Linked DNA regions of Homo sapiens: region 1 is linked to region 2. Evidence: read pairs that join two places in POLR2A ChIA-PET (ENCODE). Cell type or tissue: OCI-LY7. All regions are shown on one strand. Links, peaks and the distances in the headings refer to the core of each region. The heading gives the core; the rest is flanking DNA.

Region 1 (15,945 bases), core at 6,607-11,606, 980 kb after region 2:
ATTAGTTATACTGAGATCAACAAAACAGATCAAGTCCCTGCACGTATGGGAGATATATTCTATTGAGATATACAAACAGATTAACCTATGAAGAAAACTGAAGCAAGACAAGGTGAGAAGATGACAATAGATGCTATTTGGATGGAAAAGCCTGGAGACCGTCTCTGTAGAGTTTCGTTTAGCAAAGGCCTGAATAAAGTGAGGAAGGGAGCCATGGAAACCCTGGAACTGGGAGAAGAGTGTTCTAATTAGAAGGAAATAAGCAAATGCAAAGACCCAAAGGTAGGAATGTGCTCAGCATATCTAAAGACCAGCAAGGAGTGTGGCTGGAACAGAGTGAGCAAGAGGAAGAGTGGCAAGAAACAATAGTCAAGTGGCTATCAGGGACCACACATAGGACCTCAAAGGCCACGGGAAGAACTCTGGATTACGTTCTGGATGTAAAGCAATGTTGTTTTGAACAGGAGTATGTTATTATCTGTGAAAAAAAAGATCACTTTGGCTGCTGTGTGGCTAACTAACTTTACAAGGGGAAAAAAGGTATCAGGGAGACAAGATTATCCCAGTAATTCAACTAAGAAATAAAGGTAGCTTTGGACTAGAGTATCTAGGTGTTTGCTAAAAACTATTCACTGCTTCAGAATGGTGACTAACTTGGTTACACTCAGAGTCCTGCATTAAAACACGATGTGAACCATTTGAAATCAGAAGAGTACCAGCCTAAGGACAACAGCTGAGAAGCTATAGAGGTGGCACAGCAGAAGAACAAAGAGAAATAGGTCATGGTTGGCATTGCTGATATGTCTGAACCACTCCCAGAACTACTCTACATGTGAACTTCTAAATGAGTGTGAAAAAATTATTTAAATGTACTCCCAATAGAATACCCTTCCTCTCCTGTCAGTCAAGATACATTTCTTAAATAATGTTTACACTTGGAAGTCTTTACTTCCAAATCAGCCCTTCACTCCTTCAATGCACAGCACCCTTCTCCAACACCACCACTTCTTGGAAATTACAATCCTTGTGTCATCTGACCTCTGCATGCAGCCCCTGATCCTGCTGATGACTCACCAAGATCTCCTTTCCCTTGGCTTCCAGGAACCACATACTACTAGATATTTTCTTCTTTCCTCTCTGACTAGTCCTTAGTAGCCTCTGAAGCCACCATTCCCTGTTGGTGACCTCACCCCCTACTCCCACAGCTATAATTAAAACCTAACTGCTTCTAGCTTCCAAATCTCTAAGTCCAAACATAACTCGAGTACTAGACTTTTACACACCACTGTCCACAATATATCTGCATCTAAATATCCCACTACCACTCAAATTCCAGGTGCCTAAAATTTGAGTTGAGTGAATGCTTACATCTAATTACTAGGTTTCCAACTACAGAGGAAATGCAGTCCCAGCATCCCAGCAGCTTTTGCAGTATCTCTAAACACTAGTACACTAGCTAACATTTTCTGACGCTTTTTTGAGAATAGGAACTTGTAGAGTCACCATGCCTAGGTGTGCTAGTTGGAGGGTAAGGTTTTCACCTCAGGAAAGGGAAGAACTGGAACAGGGAGTAAAAGGAGGCCTCCAGGTTTAGCCACTCTGTTAACACTTACAGGTAATTCACATAGGACAAGATAAATGTCATTATTTATAAACTAACTTTAAACCACCCAAAACTATCACCATAAAAAAGAAATGAAAACTGAATGTAAAATATTTTAAATTTCAAATAAATACTACCTTTAAAACATTAATAATTAATGTTTATATTTTTCCTTAAAACTTTCTTTAAAGACAAGATGAAAGTATACCTAGAGGGACCTGTTTTCCTAACTGATGTTAGAAAACTGATGTGTCATTTGAGCTAACCTCAGAATCAAAACTTTGGCATAATTCTGGAGAATGTGGTCACCAGAAAGCACAGGTAAGGAATTAGAAAAGTGTAACATACCCATGCTGGCCTTGGCTCCCAGGGCCTCCACTGCAGCCATGGTATGCACAATGATGCCCTTGGGGAACTCGGACCAGGTCGGTGGCTTTCCATCAACAGTGATGATGTGCCGCAGGCGTGGGACCAAAGAAACTATATCCTAGAAATACACCAACATTCATCACGTTCATTATTTTTCAAGCAGCTTAGCGAATAAGAATACTAGTTTACCATATTCGGTGAATCATTAAGTAATTTCTTGCCTCAAAAAAGAAAGAAGAAAGGGTACACTGGCATAATATCACTTTTTACAGATGATTAAGTATTGGTCTGAATTTAAATTATTATTTTATAGCATTAGATTCACTGTGTGTACCCTTGGCCTTTGGTAAAACCCTGATCAAGAAGGGTACTGCCTTATAAAACGGGCATGTAAACACAGGTTGCCTAAACTGTAGAGAAACCAGAAGCCCCTCATATTTTCAAGAGACTACATAAAAATATATGGGGGAAGGAGGAGAAAATTCACATGCAAACTTGTTCAAAATTTTCTTTTTGAACAAGTTTACATGTGAATTTTCTCCTCCTTCCCCCATATAGAATAGCCCAGATATTTCTGGGAGTTGTCTAGAGACCAAAGAAACTCTTTTTACTGTAATATAATTAAAAGTCTCCCTTTTTAACTTCCAAACAATTCTGAAAACTTGTAATTACTTAATGCTTCAGAAGTAAAATAAAAATTACTAGTTTAAAATATAACCCTTCAAAATTACAAATTTACTAAAAGTAAACTAGAAAATAGATGAGCACAATAAGAGAAAAAGTAGTCGTAATTTCTTCAATTTAAACATAGGCATCTTAACAATTTATAACTCTGGATTACTTATACATGAATATATACAAAATCTACTTTTTATTTTCTAAAGGAAAAAATAAAGTATGATATTCATAAAAGTCCACAAAGATTAAGGACTTAAAAGTCATAAAAGAACTAAGTATCAATAATAGGGCTCATGACACTGAAAATTCTAAAGTATCAGACAGTTAGAAAGTAACTAGAGTCCTCACCTTCAACTTTGTTTGTAAGAGTTCTTTACTAGTAATGATGTTGGTCACCTCTGTTTCATTTAATGCATGAACAATGGCTGGACCTCCTAGAGTGGCATATAATGTAACAACTAAAAGGAAAAGCAGCAGCCAGTCAAATATTCAAACATTTAACTACAAATGTAAAGTCTCTGAATGTGGAGATGAATCATAATAACGCATTAGGAGCCCTAAACTGTTAAATCCACAGTCTATAAGTGTTATGTTTTTTAAAGTTATCTTATCATACTAATCAACATTACACCTACTCATCCTCCCCTAAATGCCCCAAGATTTCCAATTTTTAAAGATGAAGATATTTAAATTTTTATTTTGTTTCACTTACAGATGTTACTCTGGGACTACCACATTGTGAAGGAATTATAACTGATTTCTAAGACTTCAAATTCTTAATTGTTGGCCACTTGGCTTTACAATGTGAAAAAGAACATATACAAATAGGATGACACACTGAATGTCAGATTTACGGTGTATGTCAAGAAAAGAGCACAAACAAGTGGCAGTACCGTTTATTCTCAAGCAAAAATATCTAAAGACAAACATTCTCTGAAATGCTGAAATTACATAACATGAATAGTGTAGATTTTTATTTACTTTCTGCCTAACTCAAAAAAGATACACAAAATGACTTTGAAAATAATTCTTTTAAAGCTCCTCAAAAGAAACAATGTAAATCCAAACCTGTGACAACAAAAATGGAATGTTTGTTTAAAAGAAAAGGTGTAGGAGGCCTAGCACGGTGGCTCACGTTTATATTCCCAGCACTCTGGGAGGCCGAGGTGGGCGGATCACAAGGTCAGGAGATCAAGACCATCCTGGCCAACAGGGTGAAACCCCATCTCTACTAAAAATACAAAAAATTAGCCGGGCATGGCGGCATGCGCCTGCAGTCCCAGCTACTCGAGAGGCTAAGGCAGGAGAATTGCTTGAACCCGGGAGGCAGAGGCTGCAGTAACCTGAGACTGTGCCACTGCACTCCAGCCTGGCGACAGAGTGAGACTCCATCTCAAAAAAAAGAAAAAGAAAAGGTGGAGGAATTTACAGCAAGAAATCTGGTGAAAGTGTATTTTCTGTTTCATCTGAAGGATGAGACTAAACATCCACAAATTACTGTCACATTTTGGCACCGAGACCTCTGAACTTATGCTTCCAGAACTATCTCACAGACTGAGCCACCACAATTACCATTCAGATAATTACAATATGAAAACTCTATTGTTTAACCTGCACCTTGAAGTTCACCAGGTTTCAGTATGGAAGTGTTTCGGAGGTCAACTGTTGTTACTGATAGAGGTGACAGAACAAAATTGACAGTAACTTCTAAAGAGGATTCCTGAGAAATGGTATTGGAACAACGGCCCCTAAGTGTAGGTCTAGTTCTCAAGACCTGAAAGTCTCCCATGAAGAGGTTCAAGCCTCACTGCAACACTGATTGGTACAATTTGTCATATAATTGATTTATTTTCCAAAATAAACCAAAAATTCCAAGTCACAACAGAGTTCTCCACTAACTGGACACTGGGTGAAAATTAACATCAGAATTTTAACCTCTTCAGAGTAAAGTATTTCAATAAATATCAGTTAAGTTCATTCTTCCAGAAGATAAGAAAGTCTACATACGCTGAAAATTATACATAAAACACGCCTGTGCAGCTATCATCCACTCGGCCCTGGTCTCACAGAAGATGGCGATGTTGGTCTTTGGTTTCTGACCCAACATCTGTAATCCATTTCCAAAATTAAAGGCTCGAACAAAGACATCTTCATAGGAAAGCCAATTATACTGTCCAAGAATAACCTGATAAAACAAAAAAAAATTTTTTTAATGTAATCAAAATAATAATTTACAGAAGAAACCAGAATATCGTCCAAATGTTATGATGAACCAGAAAGTTACGTTTGCATAGAATTATCTTTTTAATAAAAAGCCAGAAACTGAGTTTGAGTGAAAAATCTATTTTAAAAATTAGCTATTTTGTGACATCTTCTATAACAACTCAAATCTTATATTGTAACTGGGGGGTTTTTTGGCTTTATTTTTGGTTTTCAAAAATATTGAGAGTTTGATAGGCTCGTAAAGGTCAACTGCCTGGCCAAATGGTCATACACTAATAATCTACTTATAAATTTCACCTATTTAAATGATGTAGGTGTTAACTTAATATTTAGCCTAGTACCAAGTACCGCAGATGCCAAAATTTTAATTTCTCTCTATTTAGGAATTCCTAAATGTCAGTATCAGACGGTATAAAATGATTCACAGAAACTTTCTCTATCCAAGCTAACAGAAATCTTTATGATTGCTGAACTTGAATTGCCATACCAAACTCTGGATAAGCAAAAGCAAAGTAAACAAGTTTCTGTTTACATAACCAGGTGGACTAGTTATATTATTCAAAGTCCCTCTATTCAAGCCTTAAATGCTTACTGGCACCGCCAGGTTTTCAATATTTTATCTGTTTATCGTAAGTGCTGGTAATACCAAATATGCATTAGTAAAAACTCCCTTTTGAAGTTTTTTAACATATTGTCTTTAGAAATTTTCCTCAACTTAGACAAAACCATAAATCCCTAATTACATACGGACTGTATAAAAAGCTCCTCTCTCTGCAAAAATATATAGGTAATTAATTCCCAAACATGGCTGTGTCAGTAATATACATCTCAAACACCTTAAAATCATCTGACCATGTTCATTTTATAAATGTAAACATTTAAGAAATTTCTAGAAGAGGTTGGATAAAAACGGAAAAGGATAAATGCTGCCATCTAGTGTCCCATGCAATTACGCATTTAAGAAATAAATTTTTATTTTGATGGATAAAGCAACTGCATTTAAGATGGTACTTATTTACTTTACTGGTCCCAAACTCTCACCTTGCTCTTTACCCCCATGAAATGCTCAGCACAGGGAGCTCCAATGACTTCAAAAGGAGCTCTGTGAGGGTTAGAAGACAGATGACAACTTGGCCAAAATGTGCAGGAACTGGATTATAATTATTAAGAATTTTACACTCTAAAGGTTAAGAATGCACTACCTTCCAGATTCTAATATGTAAGTGACAGGATTTATAAATTTCAAAGACTATGTGTGTTCTGAAAAGGTGTTTGATATATAATCTAAATATGTAAACTCATGCAATGATGCCACCATGTGGCAAAGGAATCAAATGAGCGTAAGATTTCCACATATGTAAAAAATAAAATATAAAACGAAATCTGAATCTCATGATTTTAATTCTTTAAACCACTGAATCATCTAGTAATTATGTTTTTCATAAATATTACATTTAGAGGACACTACCCACTCTATATTGTATCTGATTTGTGCTGGAAAAGTTTCTAATCCTAACTTTGTCCCTATGGCTAGCCCAAGACAAGATTAAACTATTTATTCCTTGCCAATATCATTGAACACTGCTGCAGAACAGCCAACCTTATTAAATCTAGGACCTCAACACCCTGAAGCAATCCTATCATACATCCCTGGTCTATTCGTTTTCTCACCCTCTGAAATACCTCTGAAACCTTCTCTCTATTCAAATAGCCTCCTCTGGGCAGGTGCACTGGCTCATGCCTGTAATCTCAACACTTTGGAAGGCTGAGACAGGCAACTCATTTGAGGCCAGGAATTCGAGACCAGCCTGGGCAACACAGCAAGACCCCATGTCTAAAAAAGTGTAAAAATTAGCCAGACGTGCAGTACATGCCTGTCGTCCCAGCTACCTAGGAGGCTGAGGCAAAAGGATCACCTGACCCCAGGAACTCAAGGCTGCAGAGAGCTATGATCATACCACTACACTCCAGCCTGGGCAAGAGTGAGACCCTGTCTCAAAATACACACACACACACACACACACACACACACACACACACACACACGTACACACACACCTTCCACCCTTCCTTCTCTCTACTTACAGGTGGTAATCTTGTCTCCTACTGAAAACCTCTTTAAGCACTAGGACTTGTTTTACTTTCACTATTTAGAAATATTTCAAAATTACACACATTCCTGTCTTCTTCAGTAAAGTACACCTGGCTTCATTTAACCATTCTCTCTGCAACTGAAGATCACTATGAAAAAATTATTCTGAGGGGAGCCACAGAGTAAAAATATTCAAGAGATCTGGATAGTTGTAATAATCATGATAATGATAATGAGGGTAACTAACCTTTATTAGTGCTTACTACATGCTAAGGACACGGCAAGTGTTAACTTATTAAACTCTTACCATACCTGTAAAAAACTGTTACTATTATTATCCCTATTTTACACATGAGAATATGGAGATGTAGAGTAAATATAACTTGTTCAAAATCATGTAACTAATAAGTAATGGGACTAGAATATGAACCCAGGCAAACTCATTCCAGAGATTAAGCATAAAATCACAATGCTTCAACTGCACTGTAGAAAGAAGTCCGGGTCTTATTAAGCAGGTGAGTAAGGTGGCCTGATTAACAATTGTGAAAAATCATTTTTATGCTGTGTGTGAGTGAATTACAGTTGGGGGCAAGTGTGGAAGCAAGGAGGCCTGCTAAAAAAAAGGCGGGGGGAGGCTGTAAGGGATGTAAATCAGACACCCCTGATTTTTTGGCTTCAACAATTTGGTATGCAGCAGTGCCTTTAATAAATAGGATGAAAGGAGAGGGACAGTTTGGAAGGGGAAACTAAGAGAAGAGTAATATAATAACCAACCCACAAATCCCAGCCAAGAGACTGACCATAATTTGTTACATATAGCATGATGCAAATGTCCTAATAAATCAGAAAATAAGTTTTATACACATACACAAACAGGGTAAAAAAATGTGACTAAGAAATAACACAAAAGACGGCATTAAGAAAGAGGAAAAGAAAGCTAAGTCAACTTACAAGGACATAAATGAGTGTTTCTATTATCTTTTTGGATCAATTTAGAAGGAATGTCATAGTGAAGTCTTCTCTAAGCACCATATTACATAATCCCTCATTCTCTTCTTATTTTTATAAAATATCTAAGAAAAAATCAAGTGTTTCTGATGGCTCACAAAGTATATGAGCCAGCTTGTACTCTTTTCTGTTTCTATTTTTAGTCTTTGCAGCTTTGTTCTATTTCAGGTATACATGTATTTTAAGGTTGTCCTGAAATCATTTCACTGTTCATTTCAAGACGACGTTAGTGCAATGCATTTACTGCTGGGAACACTGGAATCAGGTGATGCTGACACAGGTTCCAGCTCTTAACTCTGCTACAGTTTTATAAAACCATATGAAACTTAAAAGGACCCTGAAAAGGCCTGCCAAGCAACCAAGTGCCTTTTGTTTTTCTGTCCCCCAAGGAAGAATCTGGTCGTAGTGAAGCTGGTGGCTACTCTACCTTGGACACAACGAGAGCAGGGTCATCGCCACTGCCTTTTTTCATCCACTCATCCTCCCCTCAGGACCTCAAAATAGACTGTTGGGATAAGATGGAAACAAAGCTTCAAAGTTCATTAATTTGAAATAAGGCTTGTGCATCTTTCCTTCAACCATATCAGATACAACATTCTGGGGTTAATCCCCAAAAGTCTTACTCAAAAAATATTTTAAATATTGCTACAACATTCGTTTTCTTTTCCAGTTGAAGATTATCTTCAAATATGGAAACTATTTAATGAAGACACACTTCACTGAGCTTGATCAGCTAGCAGGCACTAATAGCAGAAAGTACACAGCTTAACCCACCAGTTGTGAAAGTTCCCCTTTTCAACACCCTAGGCAGATGCTGCTACTGATGCAATGCAATGGGTGTAACAAGAAACCAAGAGAGGGGAAAACGAAAAAGGCCTAGCATGTTTAACATGCAGCTGAGATACCCACTCTGCAGTCTGCAGATCACTGCCACAGCTGCAACACAGAATGAACAGAAACTAAAGCCTCAGCTAACCAGCGACACTGCACACTTTCTTCTTGAGTATGGCCAAGAGAAACTACTTGTTTCATTTATTATATGCAAAATCTAAAAATTAATTCTACTTTCCCAATGAACCTAAAGAAAACTATAACATGTTCCCAAGACACAGTCTAGACACAGCCTTCTGAACAAAGTTTGATGAACCACAAATGCCAATTTCATAGCAAATGCTAGTAGGCAGATCTTCTGACATATAGAAATTCAAAACCTCCTTTTACTAACTAAATAAAACTTCACAGTAATGAACTATAGACAGAAAAAGTTGCTAAAAAACAGTCTGTCTCACCTAACTTTTATGAGTTCAAATACTTCATACTTTGTTGAATAATCATTGAATACAAAGGCACTATGGTTAAGATAAGCAGGAAAGAGCCACATACACTTACACACGCACATTTAGGAAACAACTATCATAGCTCTAGGATTTTATTTTGTCCAGTTATACTGATACACGAATTAGGAAGAAATTTCATATTCACCACATAAGCTTTTCTTCTTTTTACACAATTGAGAACTAGTTTGCTGCTGTACATACCGAATGACGACTGAAAGACAATACTAGCCACATTAAAATGAATAAAATATGTGTGGGATACCGGAGAAAAACGAAGCTTCCTGAAACATAAGACTTCTGTATATATGCTTAGACTAAAAGAGAATCCAACCTTTGAATTCAAATAGCATATCAAAGACAAAAAAATGAATCTATAAGCAGATAGAAAAGTAGAAAACTTTTGCACATAAAAATGTACTGTTTTCAGTACCTTCTCATAACTACCCGATTTCTCAAAAACAGACTCAAGAACAGAGTGCCATAAAAAGCTGTGCTGGTTGGGCGCTGTGGCTCATGCCTGTAATCCCAGCACTTTGGGAGGCCGAGGTGGGCGGATCACCTGAGGCTGGGAGTTCGAGACCAGCCTGACCAACATGGAGAAACCTTGTCTCTACTAAAAACACAAAATTAGCCGGACGTGGTGGCGCATGCCTGTAATCCCAACTACTCGGGAGGCTGAGCCAGGACAATCACTTGAACCCAGAAGGCGGACGTTGCGGTGAGCTGAGACGGCACCATTGCACTCCAGCCTGGGCAACAAGAGTGAAACTCCATCTCAAAAAAAAAAAAAAAAAAAAAGGCAGTGCCAGATATGTAAATATGACAAAAGCAAACTTCATTATGATAAAATGTTTTGGAAATTACAATCCATAGGCTGGAAAAGAAAAATCAAACATGCTTAACTCATGATTTCAATTTCTAGAAATGTGCTATTAACTTCAGCGAGATCTTAAATAGAAAAAAATTCAGTTTTTTCTAAGTCTGCAAAAGAAATAGGGAATATGTCTTAAAAATAAGGTGACCACATAACTATCCAAACTAGGGCACTTTTGAGACTGTAAGGGGGCACTATTAATGTCACAGCAACAAGTATAAATCAGGATGGTTTCAGATAAAACAAGATACACAACTACTCTATTTAAACGTGAGGAAATTTACATATTCTGTTGTCAAGTTAAAATGTTTTTAGTTTCTAGGAATTACTGACATCAACTTGCTTGGCATCTCCTTCATGTTTTGAGGAAAATGATGTATGAAATTTGTTTAAGTGGCAAAATTAATGGGCCATATATAGAGGAGGTTAAGCAACATCCCTCTGGCCCTCCAGTAAAAGAGGAGCTCTGAGTTTTTCATTCCATAGTTGCAGTTATTTGGACTCTCCTTCAAGAGTTGACGGTTTCCTTGTAACTGACAGGAAAAAAAGCCAGTTGGGGATCAAAGTAGCTGGAAATGGTTAAAAGATATTAAACCTATTACCTAACCAAATTATCAACCAACTACACATCACTTCACTGTACCCCCTCTAAAAAATACTTTATCTTCAATTTTTAACTTACTAGAGTTTCAAGAACTGCTCATAAGGAAGTCACATATCCAAGTTCATAAACGGCATTCTCACGCCATTTCTATACTACCAGTGAAACACACTATTCCACGATCTAATTTTCCTCATTGAATTTTCTACTATAATTTTCCTCATTGAATTCTCAAGATAATAGTAATCTAATAATAAAAGCTAGAGCATTTACATTAAGTGCCACAAATTGTTCTAAGCACATTGCAGATATATACACACACACTCAATCCTCACAAGCATGAAAGCTGTGATCAGTGAAGAATGGAGGGTATGAGTTCTGGAGCCAGAAGGCCTGGATTCCAGTCCCAGCTTCCCTAGCTGTAGTGTCCCTGGGGTAGGTTACCTCAACTATCTGTGCCTCAGTGCTGTCATCTGTAAAGTGAAAATAATAACAACTAACTCATAGGGTAACTGTGAGTCTTAAGATGATATATGTAAAGCTCTTAGAACAGCTTGGCTCTTGAGTGTCAGTAATGATCATTATCTTCATATTACAGAAAAAGAAACTGAGGCGAATTAGTTAACCTACTTTTCCAGGGTCAGAAAGCCAGTTAAGTGGCAAAGCCAAGATTCAGACCTATAGTCTGGGTCTGGAGTCCAGGCTCTTAATCGCTGTTACACTGCCTCTGAGAACATCTTGCCCGTTGTTTCAAATCAACAATGGCAGGTTTCTCCATATTTCTGAAAAGAAATGTTTTAAGAACCATGCAACTGCCACAGCCAAAGTACAAAGACATGAAGCACTCACTGCAACCCACATCTAAGCCACATTTAACACAGCAGGTCCCACCCCAAAACCTGGAGCCATTTCCAGCACCCAGCTGCTCTAGAGACAGGGAGTATGGTTTCATACTCAAAACTGCCCTAGACATTCCAAACCCTGGTAGACACTGGGGAAGAGCTCCACACCACTGGGTTGCGATGTCCTTCTGAAAACTCAGAACATATCAGTGCTGGTAAGTACAGGAAGAAATTAGAAGGTAGTCTAGCCCCCTTCCTACACTGCTTCTCCTTCAACAGCGAATTCTAATGGAGGCAGGCTGTGCTTGCCCTTTACTTCATTTCTAACAGGATATTTTATTCGAAAGAATTCAAAGGCAATGAAAGATCATCTTACCTTTTTAAAAATTTTTCCATTTGGTTGTACTTCATCTTCCTCATTTAAAACTTCACGTGTTCCCAAGAGTCTTTTGTTCTTAAATTTGTTTTTTGCATATGTAAAAACTTTATCTAAAGTATCACATCCAGGGTATAATACTGAAGCCAAACCATCCAAACTATTAACAGATCTGTATGCAGAATCAGGTTTTGAATTTACAGGCTTTGCTTTAATTCGGTTTGATTTTTCTTGTCTTGACTCGGAGAAAAAATAAAACGGAATGTATGTTAAAATAGTATAAAGTGATATTAGAAAATGTATAAAATATAAAAGAATAGGGTTGATGGTATGTTTTAGCTTCATGGTAGATGGTTTTGAAGACACGTGGTTATTCATAAGTACTCAAAAAGTAGAATTAACAGACTTCAGCGAGAATCTAGGAGGAAGAAAAAGAAAGGCGTTAGTTCAAAATCATTTTAAAATAATTTAAAGAAAAGTTACATCGGCAAATGAAGATTTTTTTTTTTCTATCAGGCAGCAGCTACCACACTGGTCCCCTACAATGTCTTGATATTTCTAAGAGACTCATTTGTACAATATCTATTAACAACGGAATTACAAGAAAAGTTTCCACATCATACTGTAAACAGGCGGCTGTTCCAACCAAAACCTTAAGTATCCACAAACATTTCCCAGTAGTAAAAAGGGAGCAAGTCAGAAAGAGGGTTGGGGGAAGACCAAAAATTTACCCATTTCCTGTGCTTTAGCATCTCACTGCATTAGGGATGGCAAGTACTTTACAAATACAACACATCCATCCTCTCTCACAGCCCCAGCAGCCACTGCCAAATAATCACCACATTCCTTCCCTGTGAGCCCCATTCTCACTCTAGTCAGCAACAAGCAACTGGAGTTTGCAAACACAAAAAATTCATTTTCCACAATGGCTCTACAGATAGTTTTCAAGTTAGGTTAAACTATGACGCAAGAAAGCAGTATACTTTGGTCATTCTGTACTTTGCATTCATCAGATTTATTGAAAATCCACTATGTTAGATATCGTTCTAAGCACTGCGAAAGTAACAGTAAACAAAACGGCCTAAGTTCCCACTCTCGTGCAACCTACACGTTCACTGGGAGAGGTAGACAAGCAAATATGTAGGTATGCATGCATGCATGTGTACGTGCCAGATGGTGATAAATGTTATGAGGAAAATAAACCCAGGTAAGGAAAATAGAAAGTGACTGGGGCAACGTTGGAGAGGTGCTACAGCTAAGTGATATCTGAACAGAGACTCATAAGGAAGAGAGAGCGTACCATGTGCCTATTTGGGTAAGAAAGAGCACTCCGGGCAGAGGGGAACAGCCATTGTGTGGCAGGTGGGTAATAATACCTTTTTTTTTTTTTTTTTAAAGACAGGATCTCACCCAGGATAGAGTACAGTACAAGATTATAGCTCACTGCAGCCTCAAACTCTTGGACTCAAGCGATTCTCTCTCCTCAGCCTCCCAAACAGTTGGGACTACAGGCATGTGTGACCACACTCAGCTAATTTTTCAAAATTTTTTTTGTAGAGACAGGCTCTCATGATGCTGCCCCAGCTGGTCTCAAACTCCTGGCTTCAAGCAATTCTCCCACCTGAGCCTCCCAAAGTGCTGGGATTACAGGTGTTAGCCACCACATCCGGCCATCATTCTTGAAGAAACAAAACTGAAGCTAACTAGTAACTAGTTAACCCTACCCAGCTCCAAATCCAGGACTACGATTTCTTCCCAAGTGACGCAAGCAGCCAGCATTTTTCACCTCCTACCCCTAGCTCTGTGTTGCAGAAATTCTATTCCAGGCAAGTGTAGATAGATGAGAGAACTGAAGAATCCTTTCTCTTTCATCCAGTCCCCATTCTTAGGGCAGAAGCTCTACCCCAGATGCATCAGGCCAAGGACACCAAGCACAGATCATCTTTGCCTCACCTCTTGTAAAGCAGAGGTTCCATGCAGGCCAAGAAGCTCCAAACAGAGAAGACTGATGGGTACATTGATGGCCTAGTAGACCACTCACAGAACAGATATAACTATAAGAAAATCAAGCTGCTGTCCCCAGCCCCAGCTCCAGAACAATGGCACAAAGGTTCTGCACAGGCTGGAGAAGCAGGCTGTAAGAACACAGAGCCCCTTAGCAATTTCTAAGACCGACTATATTTAGAACAAAGAATGGAAAAGTTCATGCCTAATGGCACTGTCAAAAACAACACAGACATTGGTGGTAAGCAATTATGATGAGGCTGCCCAGTACTTTGGGAGGCCAGGGAGGACAGAACACAAAATCAGGAGATCGAGACCATCCTGGCCAACACAGTGAAACCCCGTCTCTACTAAAAATACAAAAATTAGCTGGGCGTGATGGTACACGCCTGTAGTCCCAGCTACTCGGGAGGCTGAGGCAGGAGAATCGCTTGAACCTGGGAGGCGGAGATTGCAGTGAGCAGAGATAGCGCCACTGCACTCCAGCCCAGCAACAGAGCAAGATTCCATCTAAAAAAAAAAAAAAAATGAGGCTGGTAGTTCTGTGACAGCAGCAAGTGAAAGACTAACCAACTACTGTAGAAGTTTCACAGAGAACCAGGGAAAGAGATACCTAAGAATCCTCCTTTTTGACATGACAAGCCTCAAAGACTGCCATCAAACACAACCCCTATACAAAGGGCATCTTAATTTAACTGGATCACAAGTGGGGAAATTTATGGCCCAAAGCTTTGTCCAAAACAATAAAGCAATCAGTTAGCAATTAGTGAAGAATAGTTGCTGGGTGGTGATACCAATGAAAGCAGAAGCTTAACAAGGAGATCTGAGAGTTAAAGAAAGCCCTGCTGAAAATCGGCTATCATCTCTCAAGAAGGGCAGTCCAGGGTGACTATGTGCGTGCCCAAGTGTACCCTCTTGAGGAGAAACATCTGAGGGTACACTGTGCAGAATAAACAAACCTCAGTGTAATAGCTCAGCCAAGTCAGTTAACAAATAAGGAAACAACACAACAAGCAGCAGCCCTGGAAGAGGGGAGGGAAAATCAGTATTCCGAGTTGCTACAAAATACTATCTAAAATGCCCAGTTTACAACACAAAATCATGAGGCATGCAAATAAACAGAAAAGTATGACACACAGAAAGAAGGGAAAAGCAGGCAGCAGAAATTGTCCTTGAAGGCCCAGATGTCAGACTTAGTAGACAAGACAGCAAAGCAGCTATTATAAATATGTTCAAAGAACTAAAAGACTGAATTCTAGCACTCTGGAAAAAAAAAAAAAGAACTAAAGGAAATCATGCTTAAAATACCAAAAATCCAAATCGATTTTACAAGTTAAGGAACACCTCCAAATTTGCTCATGCACAGCTGATGAGAAGTCAGGACTCCCAACTGAGCCTCAGGCTCTGTTCACCATTCCAGGCTATTTTCTTTGACAATGTATTGTGTAGTAATCCAAAGACTGGTCGAGGGAATTTGGTTTTTGCCATAAAGGTCATGGGGAGACATTAAAGCTTTCTGTACAGGAAAATGGCAAAATGAAAACAAACGGTCTTGCTACACCTAGAACATCAGAGTTGCAAAGAATAAACATACCCTAATAACCCAGAAGAAAGATGTTATCCAACTAAGTTCTCTCACTAAAATTTAATTTTGCATGTTTGTTTTTGAATTAAAAATAATATCATGGCCAGACATGGTGGCTCATGCCTGTAATCCCAGCACTTTGGGAGGCCAAGGCAGGCGGATTGCTTGAGCCCAGCAGTTCAAGACCAGCCGGGGCAATATAGTAAAACCTCATCTCTACAAAAAAGAGAAAAATTAGCAGGGTGTGGTGGTGCACACTTGTAGTCCCTGCTACTCGGGAGACTGAGATGGGAGGATCACCTCAGCCTAGGGAGATCGAGGCTGCAATGAGCTGTGATCCTGCCACTGCACTC
Region 2 (15,945 bases), core at 1,042-6,041:
TCCATTGATTGTATTGAGTGACTCGCCACATACACATGTGTAATAAAGAGGTTTCATTAGATGCTGTATTGGGCCATTCTTGCATTGCAGTAAAGAAATATCTAAGACTGGGTAATTTATAAAGAAAAGAGGTTTAATTGGTTCGTGGATCTACAGGCTGTACAGGAAGCATGGTGCCGGCATGCTTCTGGTGAGGGCCTTAGGAAGCTTACAGTCATAGCAGAAGGTGAGGTGTGAACAGGCACATCACATGACAAAAGCAGGAGTGGGGGTGTGGGGGTGCCACACACTTTTAAACAACCATATCTCAAGGGAGCTCATTTACTGACTCAAGGAGAGCACCAAGGGGATGGCACTAAACCATTCGTGAGAAATCCACCCCCATGAGCCAACTACCAAGCCCCACCTGCAACATTGGGGATTACAGTTTAACATGAAATTTAGAGGCTGGGCCCGTTGGCTTACACCTGTAATCCCAGCACTTTGGGAGGCTGAGTTGGGCAGATCACTTGAGGTCAGGAGTTTGAGACCAGCCTGGCAACATGGCGAAACCCCATCTCTACTAAAAATACAAAAAACATTAGCTGGACGTTGGCAGGTGCCTGTAGTCCCAGCTACTCAGGGAGGCTGAGGCAGGAGAATCTCTTGAACCCGGGAGGCAGAGGTTGCAGTGAGCCAAGATCATGCCATTGCACTCCAACCTGGGTGACAGAGAGAGACTCCGTCTTAAAAAATATATATATATATATATATATATATATATATATATATATGCGAAATTTAGAGGGGACACATGTCTAAACTATGTCAGATGCTAAGCTGTAATGGATTGCAGTTTTCATACAGATCACAAGATCACATTCTGATATATGTCACAAAGTACAAGCTTTGAGGCCATCTGGTTTATGGAGAACTGGGGAGTTGCTGAAAGAATCAATGATGGACTTATTTATGACCATAGTAAGCGTTTCAGTTGTAACAAGTTATAATAAATGTACACTATGCTTTCTATGTAATCTATTTAGGTGAAATGGAGTATATCAAATCAAGGACCCTGTAGGGGAAAAGAAGAAAAGAGAACAGCAAGTTAAAATAGCTTTGGGCAGGAAAGCAGAGGCCCGTGAAGAAACCACTTTCTGTTTATGACTAATTCTCTCATGACCCCCAGGCTCGCCAGTTTTTTCAGGGTTGCTAAAGGCAGAATGGGTTCTAGTAACTACCAGAATGGGTACTGGTTTTCATGCTGAAAGACCGTATTTATCTGCTCTTAAGCCTCTAACTGAAATGGATGGCACATAGATTACACAGGGTCGAAAGTCATGTGAAAGTAACCCCTGAAGCCTTTGCAGAATATTTGTTTCTACTTTTGTTCTGTTTTTGGAAAGTGTATGTGATAAAGTAGTTTCTGTTTGCTTTTGAATATGGCATCATTAATTTTCTATATACCTACCAAAATTATTATTAGCTTGTGTGGCTGGTTCAGTTTTACTAAGTTGATTAATGTTTCTTCTAGACAAACAGCAGTCGATGAACAAGGAAAGGACCTACTGAAAGATATACCTGTAGAAAGAAAGATTTCCCCAAGGGTTTCAAATTTGATAAGTTAGCCAATATAAAGTATGAAATGTGAAGTTCAGATTTTTCACATAAATTACTTGGCATAATTATGTAGTGTACAACAGACTTTTTTCTGTGGTACTTAATGTAATTTGCTTAAACATAGACATCTTGGGGTAAAACACCTGCCATGTCCCAGAGACCCAGAATAATCTAGATTTTTTATCTTGTGTAGGTTGGACACAGTAAACTTTACTGGTTTTTGTCACTAAATATTAGTAGCAATTTTTTTCTTCATTCTGAACATTTTGTATGTAAGCTACTTTGTAATTTTTGTCACAGAAGAACGAAAAACTTCTTTAAAAATCTTTGTATTACAAGCAGTTTTTTTTTTTTTTTTTTTTTTTTTTTTGAGACAGAGTCTCACTCTGTCACCCAGGCTGGAGCGCAGTGGTGCTATCTTGGCTCACTGCAACTTCCACCTCCTGGGTTCAAGCAATTCTCCCACCTTAGCCTCCCGAGTAGCTGGGATTACAGGCGCCTGCCACCATGCCTGGCTAATTTGTTTTTTTGGAGAGATAGGGTTTCACCATGTTGGCCAGGCCTAGTCTTGAACTCCTGGCTTCAAGTGATTCGCCCTCCTTGGCCTCCCAAAGTGCTGGGATTACAAGTGTGAGTCACCATGCCCGGCCCAAAGTAGTTTGATGCATAATTGAAAATTGTAATCTTATGACTGTGGATAATGGTGCTGTGTCTTCTGTATGACTCATGATAGCATGGTTGAATGACCCGTTGTACACCATGAAGATACCTTTTTGCTTAAAGACTCAGCTGCTCCTAGTTTGGTCTTCAGCTGTCAAATGTATACGTCCTGATGTAGAGTTATATTTTACTTCTCCCCTGCCTCCCTCTCTCTCTCTCTCTCACAAATCCCTAGGTAGTGTCGCCTGCCTCTGGTGGGACCCTATTCAGCGGTTACTCTTCTCAGGAGCATCTGACAACAGCATCATCATGTGGGACATCGGAGGAAGGAAAGGCCGGACGCTGTTACTTCAGGGCCATCAGTGCGTGACCACTTGTGGGGGTGGGGAAAGAATCCGAGTTAGTGGGGAGCTAGTGAAAGGCATTAATAGTCTGATACCACTTTCTGCAAACCCCACGTTCTAAGATGGCAATTATCATTGATAGGGCTCAGTTCACTTTTAACTGCTTTCTGTCAGCCCCGAGTGTCTGATGTTTAGTAGCAAAAAACTAAACAAAACAAACAAACAAACAAAAAAACAAATGCAGGGCTTTCTTCCTCCTTAGTCCAAAGAGCACTTGCCACTTTTTCTCTCAAGGAGTCACCCTGTTGAAATATCTGATTAAGGCAGGCATAGGATAGAGATGCAGGTGAGGACTTTGACCATGGAAGGTTGCATGTAACATGATACTAAGCTGTTGTTGAGCTGGGAGCCTAACTTGTTTTTTGTTCTTTGTTTTTTTATTCTAAAAGATATTAAATTAAGAAATGTTGTCTAGTTTGACAGTGGAATTCACCTGAGTGATACCATTGTATATTTAGGATCTTGCCCTGTAGCCCTGAAAGAAAAAGAAATACATCTTCACCTTGCTTTCTTTTCTTTCCTTTTTGGCTAGGCTGCAGCTGTTACTATAATCACAGTCAAGCTGAAAATTAGCTGAGGAAACATATTATACACAAGTATAACAGGCCAAGAGCTTGTTTCCTTGGGCATCCTAAGGGGTAGTATGACAGGCATGCAGGAGGGACAGAGGTCTTTACCCCATCTGTGTGTGTCTGTGTGTGTTTGTGTGTGCACACTAGTGATCTTTGTGGTGTTTGACTCCTTGTTCATATGAATTGTGGTCAGTAGGGGAGTTATACCTCCTTCGTTCTTGTTTCTGAACAAGTAGGTAAATCTTATGCATCTGAAAGGGAAATCATGTTGATTGGTCCCAAAAACCATAGCCCTCATCAAATCTCTGGCCTACAATTCTTAATGACCGATTTGAAAGTAGTCATATATTTTATAGAAAGTATCATTCTGTATTATGAGTTATAAAATGCCAAGTAAAGTTTATACTAGAATTCATTTTACCATGCTAAATAGTCAGTGGTAAAATACCACTTGCTGATTTTAATGAGGAGAGCAATTTGAGCCTAAATGAAGACAGTTCCTGTGTTTTTCCGCATGGAGACAAGTGACTGTTGTGTGTGCTGTTTGCAGTGACAAGGTGCAGTCGCTGTGCTACCTTCAGCTCACCAGGCAGCTCGTCTCCTGTTCCTCGGACGGCGGAATTGCAGTGTGGAACATGGATGTTAGCAGAGAAGAGGTAAGAGACAAGGGCAAGTCCAGGCTGATCGGGGGAGACCCCCAGGAACCTGGCTTCTTCTTGGCTTTTCACCCCGCAAGCTGTAAATGCTGGTCCAGGTGCAGACAGTCCCAGCTTCCCCTTCTGCTAATGGGTTATTTCTGACAAGGTCCTTTGTGTCATTTTGCATTGCTTCCTCTGCTCATTTGAGAGTTTCTACCAATGACATGCAGTATATACAATCAGCGTTTAGGCTGGTTCTCAGCCTTGAGCAATACACTGAGATAACACTTTGAGACAGATTTCTGGCATATCCAGTGATTTGGACTGCATAGAGGTCCTCCGAAGCACCATTGTGGTCCCGTAGCATTCCTGTAGGAAACCCTGAGAGATGCATCAGTGACTGCTGTCAGGGACATAGCTAAACACTTGACAGGTTTCTGGGAAAATATATTTCCATTTCTCTGCTTTTACTTCCCATTGAGTTCTAGTTCACTGAGGCCATGTCGACATAGTATTCTTTTCAGGTGACCTAATTTCTAACTTGGTTCGGCCACTAACTAGTTGTGAGACCTTATTTGGTTAAGTGCCTTAATTTCTCTAAGTATCTGTTCCCTCCTACATAAAGTGGAATTGTGGAATGAAATGACTTCTCAGTTGTCTTCCAGTTCTTTAGACAGACAGTCTAATTGTCTAAACAATCTCTCTCTCTCTTTTTTTTTTTTGAGACAGGGTCTTGCTTTGTCACCCAGGCTGGAGTGCAGTGGCATGATCTTGGCTCTCTGCAGCCTCAACCTCCCAGGCTTAAGCGATCCTCCCACTTCAGCTTCCTGAGTAGCTGGGGCTACAGGCATACACTACCATGCACAGCTTATTTTTCAATTTTTTTTTTTTTTTTTTGGTAGAGACAGGGTCTTGCTGTATCGTCTAGGCTGGTCTCAAACTCCTGGGCTCAAGCAATCCTCCTGCCTCAGTCTCCCAAATTGCTGGGATTATAGGCATGAGGCACTGTGTACATTCTCTTTTTTAAATATTTTGAAGAATGCTGCAGTGAATATTCTTGACCTTGTCATTGTGTGATTGATCAATTATTTATTTCAGACAAATTTCTGGAAATAGACCTTCTGGGTCCAAGGATATATACATTCTTAAGGCTTTTTATAGATGTCGTCAAATGATTTCCAATCAAGGTTTCCATTCTCATCTCTGCCTGTACTGTCATTATCTTTCTTTTCTAAGTGACATCTACAACTTACGATGTTGTTAGCAAAAAAGTTGATTCCAGAGAAGATTTTAGATCATGAGGGATGTTAATGACTTATAGTTTAACTTCAGAAATATTTGTTGGGCACCTACAGGGTGTCCTTACAGTCGGGAAACTCAAGTGAATGTATTTAATAAATGGCTTATTGATATTGCATTGCAGTACCTACTGTGTTGCATGACATCACATGATCTGTTCAGTATCCTGTCCTTTATGGCAATATGTTGTTCAGTGTGCTGTGCACCATTGTAATAGACATTATGCGTTGATGCAGAATTCCCACCAGTCCCTGCACATGTGTCTGCTTTGTGTTGTCTCTGATTCTTTGTGAGTCTGATTCTCACTGATTAAACCTTCATTTTTAGCATATTCCAGTAGAAGTGATCAAGGGGCTTTCATCTATTTTTTTTTTAAATGGTGACATTACTCATTTCCAGACTTTATGGCTACTGTACACAAAGATACTTGCCCACAAGAAATGTGTAATCTAGTGGAAGAAATAGACTACCCTATAAATAATAAAATGCAATCCATAATACAGAGACGTACTGATTGTGAGATTTTTTGGTAACTTTGTAAGACAAGTCAGATAGAGGAAATTTGGATTACATGTCTGCTGGTTAATTTCTCTTTTTGAATTTTCTAAAAATTATTTGGTAAGGCTTAGAATATTTTATTATTAAACACAGATACATTGGCTCAATAGTATAGGATGTGGCCAGCGCAGTGGCTCATGCCTGTAATCCCAGCGCTTTGGGAGGCTGAGGTGGGTGGATCACCTGAGGTCAGGAGTTGGAGTCCAGCCTGGCCAACATGGTGAAACCCAGTCTCTACTAAAAAATATAAAAATTAGCCAGGCATGGTGGCAGGTGCCTATAATCCCAGCTACTTGGGAGGCTGAGGCAGGAGAATCACTTGAACCCAGGAGGCAGAGGTTGCAGTGAGCCAAGCTTGCACCACTGCGCTCCAACCTGGGCGACGAGCAAAACTCCATCTAAAAAATATGTATATATATATATAAATTATAGGATGCATAATACTATATTTGCAAAGATTTATTCGAACTGTGTTTTACGTTTATCAGCTACTAGTTATATGCAGCAAGAAAAGCTAGTAAACTGTTCTTGGCTCTTGGCCTATTATTTTTCAGTCTTATTCTGAGAGAGCGGAAAACTCAGAGAAAGGCTGTATTCCCTGGATGATGAGGGGAGGAGACTGTTGGTGCCCAGCACTGCTGGTGGCTTTCCCGAGGGTTTCACAACTTAGATTTTAACCTGCTCTTTTTATCGTTGGTAAATTCTTTTAGAAAAAGTACTTAGAAAGTAGAAGTGGGATTCCTACCGTCAAAGTGCATCACTGTGGAGTGTATTTCTCTATCTAGGGAAAGAAAAAATAGTCCCATCAATCAAGGCATTTCCTGTGTGCACAATTCACTGCGTCTGTAGAAGAGACAGGAAGGCAAATTGTGTCAAAAAGATGCATTATTTTTAGTGGGTTTTTTTGTTTGTTTGTTTTTTAATAACTGAGAAAATGTATTGCAAGGATAAACAGGCTATAATCTATAAGGTTCTGACCCTGCCTTAGGATTTTTGGGCTTTTTTTTTTTTTGAGACGGAGTCTAGCTCTGTCACTCAGGCTGGAGTGCAGTGGTGCGATCTCGGCTCACTGCAACCTTCGCATCCTAGTTTCAAGTGATTCTCCCACCTCAGCCTCCCAGGTATCTGGGGTGACAGGCTTATGCCACCATACCTGTACCTGGCTAATATTTTATATTTTTAGTAGAGACAGGGTTTCACCATGTTGACCAGGCTGGTCACGAGCCCCTGACCTCAAGTGATCCGCCCGCCTCAGCTTCCCAAAGTGCTGGGATTACAGGCATGAGCCACCGTGCCTGGCCTTTAGGGTTTTATAGGACTTTCTTAGACCAGGGCATAGAGGATTGATCCCAGATCCTCTAGCTCTGCAATGCTTGCCTGGAATTTCTCTCCAAGTCCCCTGTCAATACTAACTGGAGCATTTACTACCCACTGTGGCTTCAACCACTACGCTGTCGAGTTGGAAGCAGATTTGCTTCCCTGCCAGATCATAATGAGAAGGGATCCTTTTTTGGAAGTAGGCACAAAATATAAATGAGGAAGTAACAATAATTAGAATGAATCTTCTTGAAAAGAGAACTTTATTTTAAAACTAGTAGGTTACAGAATGTATAGCATTTTATATACTAGTGCAGTGTGACGAGTGCAGCAGTTAGTGGCAGTAGAGCAATGGAATTTATTCTTGCCATATCTTTGTTCAGATTTGGCAGGTGCAAAAAGATGGAGAAAAGAGAGTGAAGCAATTATAATAACTGATTAATACTCTCTCTTGCTCTTCTCAGCACAAAACGAAAGCTTCTTCTTAGATAATAAGTATAAGGATGGCTCATGTTAGCTTACAGTGTAATGCTATATTCTGAGTATTAAGTGAAATAAAGTTAGGGGTATCTCTTATATTAAAATATGTTCTAAAAAGCTATTTGTTTCTGATTTTGATTTTAATTTGTTATCTCAAATTTTTTTAAGCATATATTTTTGTCACTGCAACCTCTGCCTCCTGGGCTCAAGCGATTCTCGTGCCTCGGTCACCTGAGTAGCTGGGACTGCAGACATGTGCCACCATGCCTGGCTAATATCTGTATTTCTAGTAGAGACAGGGTTTCACCATGTTGGCCAGGCTGGTCTCGAACTCCTGGCCTCAAGTGATCCACCTGCCTCAGCCTCCCAAAGTGCTGGGATTACAGATGTGAGCAACTGCGCCCAGCCAAAGTAATATTCTTTCTTAAACCTGTAAACAGAATCATGCTCCCTGAGGCAAGAGCTCAGATCTGTAGGTTGCCCTAGCCCAGGACCATGTTTGGAGACCCCCATAGGTAGAAGTGGATAGGCCTCATATACAGAGGCTGTGTGGAGCATAGGGATACACAGAGAGAGGCAGGCTGGACTCCTGGATCTGCCCAGGATCTGCGTGTACTCATTGACAGTTGCTTTAATCTCTGAGCCAGTTTCTTTGCCTGTAAAATAGGGATAGTGTTGCTCGGTATCTCCTAGGACATAATGAAAATTAAGTAGAATAAAAAAACATGAAACACTTGGCACATTGCCTGGACTTAGATGTCACTTATTGTATGCCACGTAGTATTCTGAACACTTCCCAAATATTAACTCACTTAATCCTCACAACCTTATGAGGTATATACTACTGTTATCCCATTTTACAGATGTATTAGTCCATTCTCAGGCTGCTAATAAAGATATGCCTGAGACTGGGTAATTTATAAAGGAAAGAGGTTTAATGGACTTACAATTCCACATGGCTGGGGAGGCGTCACAATCATGGTGGAAGGTGAAGGAGGAGCAAAGTCATGTCTTACATGGAAGGCAAGAGGGCATGTGCAGGGGAACTCCCCTTTGTAAAACCATCAGATATTGTGAGACTTACTCACTACCAGGAGAATAGCATGGGAAAAACCCACCCCCATGATTCAATTACATCCTACTGGGTCCCTCCCATGACACATGGGGATTATTACAATTCTAAGTGAGATGTGGGTAGGGACACAGAGCCAGACCATAACAGTGGATAAGGAAACCTAGGCACAGAGAAGTTGAGTCACGTGCCTGAGGACACTGCTGACAAGTGGCAGAGCCAGGATTGGAAGGCAAGAGATCTGACTCCTAGACTTTGTGACGACTTGCTACGAACCACTTGCTATGAACCACTTGCTATGACTATTAGAAATGAATTGAGAGGCCAGACACCGTGATTCATGCCTGTAATCCCAGCATTTTAGGAGGCTGAGACAGGTGAATCCCCTGAGGTCAGGAGTTCGAGACCAGCCTGGCCAACATGGTGAAATCCCAACCCTACTAAAAATACAAAAAATAGCCAGGCATGGTGGCAGACACCTGTAATCTCAGCTACTTGGGAGGCTGAGGCAGGAGAATCACTTGAACCCAGGAGGCGGAGGTTGCAGTGAGCCAAGATCACGCCATTGCATTCCAGCCTGGGTGACAGAGCGAGGCTCCATCTCAAAAAAAAAAAAAAAAAAAAGAGTTGAGAATTTAGGCCAGGCACGGTGACTCACGCCTGTAATCCCAGCACTTTGGGAGGCTGAGGCGGGCAGATCACTTGAGGTCAGGAGTTTGAGACCAGCCTAACCAACATGGTGAAACCCCATCTCTACTAAAAATACAAAAAAATAGCTGGGTGTGGTGGTGGGCACCTGTAATCCCAGCTACTCAGGAGACTGAGGCAGGAGAATTGCTTGAACCCGGGAGGCAGAGGTTGCAGTGAGCCGAGATCATGCCAACGCACTCCAGCCTGGGCAACAAAGCAAGGCTCTGTCTCAAAAAAAAAAAAAAAAAATTGAGAATTTAAAAATGGCTTATCTGTATTTATTTTTAAAATCCTTGCTTGAAATTGAATCACTTGAAAACATTAAAATATTAGGAAATCCATTGATGTACTGCTTAACAGACATTGCTGGAGATAGAGGCCTTTTGTGTTAAAGGAATGCTCTGGGTAATTGAAACATAATTCAAATGCCAGCCCCTTATGAAGACAATCACTTTGATGAAAATGTACAGCTGGGCACAGTGGCTCACGCCTGTAATCCCAGCACTTTGGGAAGCTGAGGCAGGCAGATCACTTGAGCCCAGGAGTTCAGCCTGAGCAGCTTGGAGAAACCCTCTTTGTACAAAAAATTTGCTGGGTGTGGTGGTACATATCTCTAGTCCCAACTACTAGGGCAGCTGAGAGGAGGGAGGATCGCATGAGACAGAGGTTGAGGCTGCAGTGAGCCATGATTGTGCCCCTGCAGTCCAGTCTGTGTGACAAAGCGAGACCCTGTCTCAAAAAAAAAAGTGTAAATTTAATGTAATTTACTAATTTCTTGATGATGCAGTTTCACCATTCTGACCACAAATGTTGCATGTGTGTTTCATGGTAATACAATTTTGTATTTGTGTAGAAAACTATTTCATGTAGGACTGAGAACGTTTTTCCTGAAACTATGTTCTTGCCTTCAATTCTACCCACCTTAGTCCCTTTAATCTGTTATGTCCTAGGAAACAAATTTTAAAAATTTGTGGATCAAACCAGGCCAATAATGTCATAAATGAGAGGCTAAGGGGGGAAAATGCAGACATTTCATTCAGTGATTTTTCTTTATTTTTTTTAACCAAATTTTAACTCAAGAAAAATAGAAAATTTAATCCTCCCTCTGTTTTGGTTGAGAGCGAGATTTCTGAATTCCAGACCAGTAAAGTTTAAGATTTTTATTTTAAGTAATACTTAATAGACACTGTGTGTTCAAGGAAAATAGAAAATCCAGCCATTAACTGTAGACAAAAGAAAGAAGTGAATTTCTAAAGCACTGAGCAATAATGGGCAAGTTTGCAAGTCAGGTCTTTTTTACACTTAATGTTTTTGTGCACTAAATTAAACATCGAATTCCCTGCTGCTAAGTATGGAAAGTATAAACGGGAACAAACTTTCATCTATTAGTCTGTTTCCATTAAAGCCTTCATTGTGTCGTCCTTAAAGCATATTAGCCCTTACTGAAGTTGTTTGGAGATGGCTTAGTGAATACATTTTTGTGCTGCTTTTTGGTCCATGTGACTGTGGTTTTGCAAGAGTTACGCTTGGGCATGTCCCAGACATAAGAACTTTCCTTCTTCCGGCAATTAAATACCCTGTGCCATTGGCAGCACAGCCTGCTGTGTCTCTCTTAGGGACAGTGTCCCCAGGTAGTATCCCCACACATCACCAGCCTCCATCACCACCTGCCTTGCATTGATCACAGAAACAAAGAAGTAATTCCATATCAAGAAAATAATCTTTCTCACATAGATACACATCTCTTTATTCTTCTTTCATCCCTTCTCATCTCCAACATTCCCCAGTTATTTAAGGAAACCTTTCTTCTATCTCAGCCTATTTCAGTCTACTTGTGAGTGCCTTCTGCACCCCCACCTCAAAAAAAGGCCTTTCTAATGTCTGTTATATGTAGAAATATTTCTAGTGACCGATCTAAAATAAGAAATAGGAAGGCCAAAAGTTTTGATGCAATAGGAGAGAAAATGAAGAACTAGGGGCACCCATCGTTCAAACCACCAAATATATTAATATATATTTTAGAAAAAATATTTTCTACTATTTTTGTTGCACATATATAATGTTAAGTGATTGGGGTTAAACAGGCTTTTTTTTTTTTTTTTTTTTAGACGGAGTTTCACTCTTGTCGCCTAGGCTGGAGTGCCGTGGTGCAATCTCTGCTCACTGCAACCTCCACCTCCCAGTTTCAAGCGATTTTCTCTCCTCAGCCTCCTGAGTAGCTGGGATTATAGGCATAGGCATGTGCCACCACGCCTGGCTAATTTTGTGTTTTTAGTAGAGATGGGGTTTCACTACATTGGCCAAGCTGGTCTTGAACTCCTGACCTCAGGTAATCCGCCTGCCTTGGCCTCCCAAAGTGCTGGGATTACAGGTGTGAGCCACTGCGCCCGGCCTAAACAGGCTTTTAGCAGGTTTGTCTTAGAATTGAGTATAGTTTGTAATTTTTTGTTTAGAGAAATATTTTCTAAGTTTTTATTTTGTTTTGTTTTGTTTTTTGAGACAGAGTCTTGCTCTTGTCGCCCAGACTAGGGTGCAATGGCATGATCTTGGCTCACTGCAACCTCCGCCTCCTGGGTTCAAGTGATTCTTCTGCCTCAGCCTCCCAAGTAGCTGGGATTACAGGTGTGTGCCACCACACCCGGCTAATTTTTGTATTTTTAATAAAGACGGGGTTTCACCGTGTTGGCCAGGCTTGAACTCCTGACCTCAGGTGATCCATCTGCCTCGGCCTCCCAAAGTGCTGAGATGACAGGCGTGAGCCACCACACCTGGCCTATTTTCTAAGTTTTTTAACAAATTAATTTTGAGACTGCTTCCTCTGTTTCAACAAAAATGCATTAAAAACCTACTGTGTGACAGGCTGTGGCTAGATCAAGATGAATAATACCAAAAAGTAACTCATTGGTTAGAGGGGAGAAGAAACGTGCACCAAGAGTTCCAGTACCAGAGCTTGCTGCTCAGTGAAGCTGCAGGATGCCTGTGTGGCCCCAGGAGGGAGGGACGTGCTGCTGTGGCTGGGAAGGGAAGGGGGGCAAATCTGCCGGCATAGTCCCTACCCAGAGCAACTAGGTGATGGGGTTTTGTCAGATCTCTTCTGTTAGTCACCTGTGACCCCGCAAGCCTTTCCAAGTGGTAGGTCACCAGATTCTGCTGCATGCACTGGGTTTCTACTCAACTGGATTTAGAGTTCAAACATCTTTGGCATAAAAAAGAAATACATAAAGACAACCCTTAAGGGTTCACAATAAAAACTGATTTACTCCCTCCTATCTATAGATTACAAATTGAACACCCTGTAACCATGGCTAAAATTGCCATGATTACTCGGCACACAGTTAAGGCTGGGCGCAGTGGCTCGTGACTGTAATCCCAGTGCTTTGTGGGGCTGAGGCAGAAGGATTATTTGAAGCCAGGAGTTCAAAACAAGCCTGGGAAATATAGTGAGATCCTGTCTCTACAAAAAAATAAAAATAAAAAATTAGCTGGGCATGGTGACACTCACCTGTGGTCCCAGCTATTCGGGAGGCTGAGGCAGGAGGATCATTTGAGCCTGAGAGATCAAGCTTGCAGTGAGCCATGTTCACGACACTGCACTCGAGCCTGAGTGACAGAGTGAGACCCTGTCTCAAAAAAGACCCCCCCCCACACACAATTAAACATAATATTGAATATGACAACTAGCTAGAATATTTCGTGGAATTAAAAAGAAATGCTAACTGGCCGGGCATGGTTGCTCATGCTTATAATCCCAGCACTTTGGGAGGTCAGGAGTTTGAGACCAGCCTGGCCAACATGGCAAAACCCCATGTCTACTAAAAATACAGAAATTAGCCTGGAGTGGTAGTGCATGCCTGTAGTCCCAGCCACTTGGGAGCCTGAGGCAGGAGAGTCACTTGAATCCAGGAGGCAGAGGTTGCAGTGAGCCAAGATCACACATACTGCACTCCAGCCTGGGAGACCAAAAAAAAAAAAAAAAGAAGAAAAGAAATACTAACCTTGGCAAGGTCTAGAACTGTTGTATTAATTTTGAAACATGGGAGTAAATATAGACACACTGATGGTGGCTTTGACTTTCTGCTCCCCCAGGCTCCTCAGTGGTTGGAAAGTGATTCTTGTCAGAAATGTGAGCAGCCATTTTTCTGGAACATAAAGCAGATGTGGGACACCAAGACGCTGGGGCTAAGACAAGTGAGTAGCCACTGTCGAGTCATCTCTGGCTTGATTGTGTATTTCACTATTTGCATACTTAATCTGGGGTTTTTTTGAAACACACTTTGTTTTTGCAAATGCTATTAATTCCTACATTTTCTATGTCTTTATCATTGTGTGACTAACAATGAGGAAGACCTTTCCCAGGGCCAGTGAGACTGTTACCTCACTTTTCCATTGCTTGTCCTGTATTGGAAAGGCAGGGGTGCGTAGAAAATCCTGAGAGCCTATTTTTAAACAGATAAAAGATCTTTCAGTTTAAGACTATTACTTATTAAAGTCAGTGTTTTATGCTAGCCAAGAACAAAATTAGAATAAAGTCATACAGTTATATACCTTATGCTGTCACAAACAGATAAAAAGTAATAATTTAGTCCTCACTTGAATGCCTGACCCTATGAGTTTTAGATTATTTTAAATTGTTCCCTTATAAGCATACCTGGAATATTTTTATTAAGCATGTTTTGAGTACTGTTTTTTAAATTTTTTAATTAAAGAAATATGTTCCAAATAGCCTGTAGATTTTAAAGGTGCTGTTAAAGGATTCTTGTAATACTAAAGTTCTACAAAAAAAAAAAAAAGCAGGTAAGTAAAAAAGAATGCTGATTTTATTCCTTTTATTATTGGTTGCATCTCTATGAGCGATTAGCCTAAAGTTTGTATGTGTTAATAAACTTTTTTGGCCCTGCATGGTGGCTCAGGCCTGTAATCCCTGCACTTTGGGAGGCCGAGGCAGGTGGATCACCCGAGGTCAGGAGTTTGAGACCAGCCTGGCTAACATGGCGAAACCCTGTCTCTCCTAAAAATACAAAAATTAGCTGGGTGTGGTGGCGGACGCCTGTAATCCCAGCTACTCGGGAGGCTGAGGCAGGAGAATCACTTGAACCCAGGAAGCGGAGGTTGCGGTGAGCCAAGATCACGCCACTGCACTCCAGCCTAAGTGACAGAGCGAGACTCCATCTCAAAAAATAAATTAATTAATAAATAAAATCTAAAAAATTTTACTCAGAGATACTCCACAGTAAGGTCTCATATGAGACTGGCAGGCAAGAAGGGAATTATTAGTGCTCAGACCATTATAAAGCTCTGAAATAGCACCTGAGTTCTGTCTGTCATTAGCCAAGTTCTCACAATGCATGGCTGATGGTAATTAGTGCAGTATAATTAATAGGTGAAGTATTCCCTACTTCTAAAGGAAACACAGAGAAATGGATTTTACTTCCATTTATTAACAGTTAACAGAAGAGAGAAGAGGTGCTGGTCACTAAACTTTTGGCGGTAAAAGAATATGTCAAAATCAGTAATAATAATTGGACTATTTTGTAATGTTCTTGAGGCTTATTTCCAGAATCACAGTTTGAGAGATTTTAGAAAATAGCAAAATACATGATTATGGGCATTAGTTTCTTAATGAGAGCATAGTGCATTTAAAACTTATTTTAGACCGGGTATGATGGCTTATGCCTGTAATCCCAGCATTTTGGGAGGCCAATGTGGAAGGGTGGCTTAAGCCCAGGAGTTTGAAACCAGCCTGAGCAACATGATGAGACCCCGTCTCTATAAAAATAAATAAATAAAACTTATTTTAAAACCCTTTAGGCTGGGCATGGTGGCTCACACCTGTAATCCTAGCACTTTGGGAGGCCGAGGCAGGAGGATCACTTGAGCCTAGGTGTTCAAGACCAGCCTGGACAACATAGCAAGACCCTGTCTCTGCAAAAAAATCAAAAAATTAGCCAGACATGGTGGCAGACACGTGTAGTGCCAGCTACTTGGAAGGCTGAGGTGGGAGGATCGCTTGAGTCTGGGAGGTCAAGGCCGCAGTGAGCTGTATGCCATTGCACCTTTGCATTCCAGTCTAGGTGACAGAATGAGACCCTGTCTCTGAAAAAAAAAATAATAATAATGCCTTTTTTATGATGGAGGAATAAATTTTTCTTTCCCTAAATCTACAGTGATTAGGCTCCTAAATGAACTAAATTTGTTGTTAATAATATTGTTTGTTAACATGTAGACAGATAATATGAATGAATGAAAAGCAACATTTGACCAGTACAGCAAAGTTTTTTGGAAATCCTTGACTAGTGTCAGAATTGTCTATCTTGTGAGTGTTAATTGATACATTGAATTGGGGTGATTGCAATTCAAGGCATATCCTCCCCGCTCCTGTTGCCCTACTTTAGAGGGAAACCATGTGCTTTAAAGCAAAAGCTAGGCCAGGCGCAGTGGCTCACGCCTGTAATCCCAGCACTTTGGGAGGCTGAGGCAGGTGGATCATGAGGTCAGGAGTTCGAGACCAGCCTGACCAAGATGGTGAAATCCCATCTCTACTAAAAATACAAAAATTAGTCAGGCGTGGTGACAGGCACCTGTAATCCCAGCTACTTGGGAGGCTGAGGCAGGAGAATTGGTAGAACCCGGGCGCCAGAGGTTGCAGTGAGCCGAGA

Evidence for each region. Peaks named below come from ENCODE experiments on the same cell type or tissue, not always from the same donor. Only the 100,000 strongest peaks of a DNase experiment are listed, where the experiment ranks them.
Region 1: POLR2A ChIA-PET joins it to region 2 with 9 read pairs; 1 of 35 experiments calls an interaction of 5 or more read pairs at or near these places.

Annotation. Positions count from the first base shown.
Region 1 is chr2:222,905,209-222,921,153 of GRCh38, reverse strand. ACSL3 (acyl-CoA synthetase long chain family member 3) reads right to left here. Exons shown (of 17, transcript NM_004457.5): 4 at 12,004-12,421; 5 at 4,658-4,835; 6 at 2,999-3,108; 7 at 1,952-2,090. The coding sequence starts at 12,381. ACSL3-AS1 (ACSL3 antisense RNA 1) reads left to right here and starts at 1,553. Exons shown (of 3, transcript XR_923949.3): 1 at 1,553-1,615; 2 at 1,795-1,924; 3 at 3,365-4,500. RefSeq lists enhancers at 13,087-13,709, 13,881-14,452, 14,453-15,025. In OCI-LY7, for the core only: no CTCF peak of the experiment used is centred there; DNase peaks (open chromatin) are centred at 6,753, 8,193 and 8,803; H3K4me3 peaks cover 3,273 bases; H3K27ac peaks cover 4,639 bases.
Region 2 is chr2:223,882,180-223,898,124 of GRCh38, reverse strand. WDFY1 (WD repeat and FYVE domain containing 1) reads left to right here. Exons shown (of 12, transcript NM_020830.5): 7 at 2,495-2,621; 8 at 3,786-3,891; 9 at 13,376-13,477. Among named protein-coding and RNA genes, the nearest start is that of AP1S3, 53 kb to the right of the region's middle. RefSeq lists enhancers at 987-1,186, 1,307-1,366, 2,108-2,167, 2,178-2,327, 2,338-2,397 and 2 more. In OCI-LY7, for the core only: a CTCF peak has its summit at 3,395; DNase peaks (open chromatin) are centred at 1,144, 2,594 and 4,044; H3K4me3 peaks cover 3,183 bases; H3K27ac peaks cover 3,683 bases.